2 separate regions of the Homo sapiens genome follow, and region 2 is linked to region 1. The links are chromatin contacts, found by Hi-C or POLR2A ChIA-PET in ENCODE. All regions are on one chromosome and are shown on one strand. The core of a region is the stretch at or near the end of the contact, and the rest is flanking DNA. Distances in the headings are between cores, read along the strand shown. Region 1 overlaps MPP7 (MAGUK p55 scaffold protein 7). Region 2 has its middle 24 kb from the start of MPP7-DT.

Region 1 (2,710 bases), core at 175-2,674:
AGTAAAATTAATAAGCTTCTGTATATGTAAAATTAGTTGCAGGTGATCCATTCTGAATCAAAAAATTATTTTATATTTATCTACCCACCCATGGGTCCATCCATTCATCCATCCATCCATCCGTATATCCTGCAGTAGTGCTGTTTACAGGTACATGTAAGATTGCACTTCTCCACCTCTTGATGTTAGTTATGGCCACATGACTTGTTTAGTCAATAGAATGTGAGTGGGAGTGAAGTGTGTCACCGCTGGGCAGAAGCCTTTAGCAGTCAGTGCACTCTGTCTCTTCTTCCTACCCTCCAGCCCCCATTGCTGACTGCTGATGTTCCAGGTGGTGGGAGTTCTCCCCACCTGGGTCTGAGCACGTGGGCTTGTGGAGCAGAGTTCACAGAGGAAATGCAGTAGACAGAGAGTGTCTGGGGGAATATAAACTTTCGTTGTTATATGCTGCTAAGGTTTAGGCATTGCTTATTACCACAATATTATTTATAACTTAATTTTAACAAGTATTTTCACTATATTACATTTCAAATATATTTTTCAAATATGGCTTAGTGATGTAGAAATTAAAATAAATAGTTATTAACATTGCATGAGGCTAATTACTTTTAGGTAGTTGCTATTGATCTAACAGTTGCGCTGTAGAAAGTTCATATTCATTTTCTTGTCAAAACTTGGTAATTTTTACATTTTCTTCTTTGATAGACATGCATCTCCCCTCTGCAACCACTGTGGCAAGGCTTGAGAAAGGGTGATATGTCTTGTAAGATGTCCCTGTTTTACTTGATTATTCCAGTTTAATATTAATATATTAACCCAGGAGTGTGCTATCCTGGATACTTTTGATTTGTGTTTCCTTTCATCACTAATAAAACTAGAAGACAAATGTATCTACATTGTTCTTAGAGTCCCCTGTTTCATTACTACATTTCACAATTATTTTTGCTTAGCAAGCGAGGGCTATCAATATCAAAGTATAATACACCCCCTCCCTTCTGATAAAAAACTTTCCTATTTTTTTTGAAAGGCTTGAGTGTATCAAATGGTGTATTTTCATATGCAATTAGTGTTTTAATTGTACCTTTATTTTCTTTCTCACTTTGGAAGCATAGCATCTAGAATTGCTTTCTTCCTCATTGTTTTCATTTCTGTGTTCAGTTAAAAGCTAAATGAAAGGATGTTAACTGCCAACTTTAAAAATACATTTTATTTGTGAATTTCATTTGTTTAAATTGGAATGTTATAAATTATACAGATGGTAAAAATTTGATTTTCATTACTTGACAAAGTTGGCATGTATCTTTGTCTTTTAATTTGAATAAATATTTGGCTAGCCACTATTGTGTGCCTAGTAAATTTAGGTAGTGTTTCAAGCCACTTTTTAATATTATGTGCCTCCACTAGGTGGTGCTCATTCCTTCGGGACATCTGAGACCTAGCTTAAAGAATTTAGTTCTGTCACTGATGGGTTAAAGATAAAAGAAGCAAATTCAGGCCAAAGCAGTACGAAAAACTTGTGAAATTTTTTTATTTCATGTAATGAGTTGTGAAACTCTGTAGTAGAGGTATTTATTATTATTAATGTATGATATTTCCAAGAAATCAGTAATTTTATTATATGGCTCATTTATATAAAATGTATTTAAATAGTTATTATAGATTGTGTTAGATGATGGGGATGCAATGGTGAAAAACAGACACGGTGGTCTTAAACCATATGACTCTTGGAATCAACACTCAAGTAATCACTTGAGTAAGTGTGTAATTATTACTGAGATAGGGACAGGTTTTTGGTGCTTTGAGTGTATAAGGGGCAGAGAAGGGGGTATTTTCCAAGATTCTGGGAAGTTTTATTGAAGAACTGATCACTGATCTAGTTAAATAAGATCTGAAAGTTGCTGAAGAATTAACCAGTGTGAGTGTGTTGGAGGAGAAATTTCACAGTGATGAGGTTAGTGTGGGGTTGCAAGGAGTTCTTTATCTGCACCCCAGTCGTTGTAATGGTTGGATCCAATGGACCTTTTCAGTCCTGGAGACATCTGTTCTTCAGCTTTAATTTCTTGATAATTTCCTTCCCTCAGCTCTTCTCCTCTTCCATCTTTCTAGAAGTTCTTTTAGGTGAATATTGGCCTTTCTGGATTTTACCTTTGCTTTTAAAGAGATTTCTTCAACTTTTACTACATTTCTCTTTAAAATCTTAAAAATTCGCTGCTGCTATTTTAATTCCAGTACATTTGAGAAGAATGTCTCTGTTTCTTTTTTGTAACATCTTAGTCTCATTCCATGGATACACTATAGAATCTTTCTGAGGATAATTAAACAAAACAAAAGCCCCCTTTTTGTTGATTCTGTGTTCCATGAACTTTTCAAAGTTCTAAGTACCTTGTTTCTCTCTTCCAGCAACCCTTTAGATAGATATTAATCTTTACCCCATTGTAAAGATTAGAAGAATGAGGTACCACTTTGATTACACAGCCAGTTAGGTGGTAGAGCTGGTCTTGAACCCAGGTGGTCTGACTCAAGTTCTACATTTTTACTATCATGCTACTCTGCTTGTTGATGAGTATTCAGTAGAATGGTTTCGGTTTCATTTTCAATTCTCCTCATTTTGTTCACAATTTTTCTTTACTCTGGGACTTTTTTTTTCCTGTTTTGCCTGCTTGGTGTTTATCCTGTGGGGGCTTTCCTCAAATGTCTGCTTATTCTTGGT
Region 2 (2,714 bases), core at 111-2,610, 150 kb before region 1:
GCACTAGAAGTTTGAGTCAAATAAGAAAAGGATTCATGGTTCTCAGCACAGAACAACACTGTACATGAGGACAAAAACGTCTTTGCTGATTGGATGGAGACAGAAGCCTGCATCAATTTCAGCAACTGAAAGATACAAAAACATTTCCTTGTTCAACAGGTCAGGGGACTGAGGGAACCCCAAGTCAAATGCCATTTATTTCCTCTTATCTTTAAGGAGTTATTATCCGAGCTCTTTCTGGTCCATGGAATTCTTCCAGTCACCTCTGTTCTGAATGACACAATCAGTGCACACTCACGAATATAATGTCAGGGCACAATAGCTGCTAGTGTGCTGAGCAGCCAGGCCCTGATTTGGGAATAAAATTTTCACTTGGTTCTTGACTTGAAAATTCATGTTCTAAACATGTCCCTAGATGGTCTCAGCATGATTCACCCCCATTGGTTAAAAATAGAAACCTCGCTGGAACAATAGGAGCTAGATTAAACAGCTTCTGTAAAATAAATAAATAAATAAACTAGAACTCAGATAAATCCATATATTTGGGTCTTTAAAAACTGTTAAATTAAAAAAAATCAAAAGTTGTTATTTCTGTCTTTATCCAGCTCTTCCTATTAGTCCACGAATTGAAGAAGTTCTTTATCAAGTTTCTAAGCTGGTTTGCCAGTTTTTCTTTTTATGGTCAGATGAGAAGAAATATAAATTTTTTTTTTCCAGCTGCAAATCTTTTTCAATTCTTTTGCAAATGACAGTCCAATGAATTTGAAACGAGCTAGGTAGAAGGGGTAATATTTGCATTTTGAATATCTCTTTCCAAAACAACTTCTCACAGTTAAGACTTTTTTTTTTTTTTTTTTTTTTTTTACTTCTTTGACAAGTTGAAATCAAAACCTGAGAGGCTCTAAGACTTCCCAGTTCCTAGTTTGGGCTTTGCTGGATGCTGAGCTATTTTTACCCCTGGCTTAGAGCCATCTGGTTTCCCTTTGAAGGTTCACGTTGGTGTTTTTCAGTGCAGCTGGTCACATGTGCTTTGCTTTCCCAAGTAAATGCTGGTGACCTGGGGAGGAATGTATCCAGACTCTCCTGGCATCTCCGTCCTCACCATATCCTTCCCTGGTCATTGATACCGTTCATTGTCATGGCTGAGTCCTGGGCTTAGTGGCCACGAACACTTCAACTCTTTCTTGCATCTAAGCATTGAAGCTTTTTCTGGTCTATGGGATTTAATAGAATATCAGTGCAGCAGACAGAGCCCGGGAGCTGGGGTTTGCAAACTCTCTGGTGAACCGACTGGCATGTACCCTGGCAATGTGGCCCAGCACTTTCTGCCACTTGGCTTTGCTGTTGAGAGCGTTGTGCCAGGTGAATGTTAAGGAACTGAGTGCCTTGTCACAGTAAAACTACGCTGTGGACAGGCAATTTGAAAAATGTATTTTCAAGGCTGACTTAGGGGAAAGAATAAATCATCTTACCATGTGACATTAGCCTTAGCCAGGGCTTGCTCTGCTGATGGCTGTAACTTAGCACTGCCAAGAAAGCCCTTCTAATGATCTGGACTTCCTTGTTTGTCTTTTTCTTTTTAAAATTGAGCCCGGAGCATTGACTGTCACCATTTGTAGAAGTGTAAGTTTCTTTGCCTTATCAACACCTTCCTTCAATTAATATTTATAGAGTGCCTGAAGGATCAATGTCGTACCCACACCTCTGACTTCTCACATTTACAATTGGTAGCAAGGAGGAACAGCAGCTGCCTTCATTTGTAGCAGCCCTTCTCTGCAAGATGAACAGCGGTCTTTTTATTCTGCCACACTGATTGATTTCCTAAAGGTCTTTTGGTGACAGTGTCTCCCGGAAGTACAGAAAAACCCCAATAATTGATATGGGATTATATAAATAAAAATAAGAGATTTTCACACCTGAAAAACGTTTCTCTGCATTATCACGTCTACCCCAAATCTTTGGTGTGCAGCTCCAGAATAGGGTAACCACATACAGAAAGCAGTGAGCTTCTACATGCCTGGAGATGGAGAAGGATGGGCTATGCCGTGTCCTATAAAGTTAACTTAATTACTGCAGGCCAGATTTTTCTCTTTAAGGAATTTTTTTTTTTTTTTTTTTTTGAGATGAGGTCTCACTCTGTCACCCTGGCTGGAGTGAAGTGGTACGATCATAGCTCACTGCAGCCTTGAACTCCTGAGCTAAAGCTATCCTCCCACTTCAGGCTCCAGAGTAGCTGGGACTATAGGTGTTCACCACCATACCTGGGCCAATTTTTAAATTTTTTGTAGAAATGTGGTCTTGCGGCCAGGCGCGGTGGCTCATGCCTGTAATCCCAGCACTTTGGGAGGCTGAATCAGGTGGATCATTTGAGGCCAGGAGTTTGAGACCAGTGTGGCCAACATGGGAAAACCCCCTCTCTACTAAAAATACAAAAATTAGCCGGGTATGGTGGTGCATGCCTGTAATCTCAGCTATTCGGGAAGTTGAGGCAGGAGAATCCCTTGGACCGGGGAGACAGAGGTTGCAGCGAGCTGAGATCACGCCACTGCACTCCAGCCTGGGCGACAGAGCAAGACTCGGTCTCAAAAAAAGAAAAAAAAGAAAAAGAAATGAAATGGGATATTACTATGTTGCCCTGGTCGGTCTCAAACTCCTGTCCTCAGGTGGTCCTCCTGCCTCTGCCTTCCAAAGTGCTGAGATTACAGGCATGAGCC

What was found. A loop is a pair of places that touch in the nucleus more often than their neighbours do. ChIA-PET counts read pairs that join two places held with the same protein, here RNA polymerase II (POLR2A). Pooled maps may share reads with other maps.
Region 2: a loop to region 1 is called in a pooled map, with 2.2 times the contacts of the local background. The contact joins two enhancer-like sites. A Hi-C loop is called at or near these places in 1 of 168 maps with a recorded cell type or tissue (naive thymus-derived CD4-positive, alpha-beta T cell) and 11 of 50 pooled maps. POLR2A ChIA-PET finds 5 or more read pairs at or near these places in 3 of 52 experiments (CD4-positive, alpha-beta T cell, CD4-positive, alpha-beta memory T cell and naive thymus-derived CD8-positive, alpha-beta T cell).

Annotation. Positions count from the first base shown.
Region 1 is chr10:28,178,390-28,181,099 of GRCh38, reverse strand. All of the region lies in intron 3 of MPP7 (MAGUK p55 scaffold protein 7), which reads left to right. Among named protein-coding and RNA genes, the nearest start is that of SNORD130, 110 kb to the right of the region's middle. Within about 2 kb of position 1,424, at least 6 of the 41 ENCODE cell types and tissues checked have a DNase peak (open chromatin) inside an H3K27ac peak, as active enhancers do.
Region 2 is chr10:28,325,382-28,328,095 of GRCh38, reverse strand. It overlaps a transcript of MPP7 not described here. Among named protein-coding and RNA genes, the nearest start is that of MPP7-DT, 24 kb to the right of the region's middle. Within about 2 kb of position 1,360, at least 20 of the 41 ENCODE cell types and tissues checked have a DNase peak (open chromatin) inside an H3K27ac peak, as active enhancers do.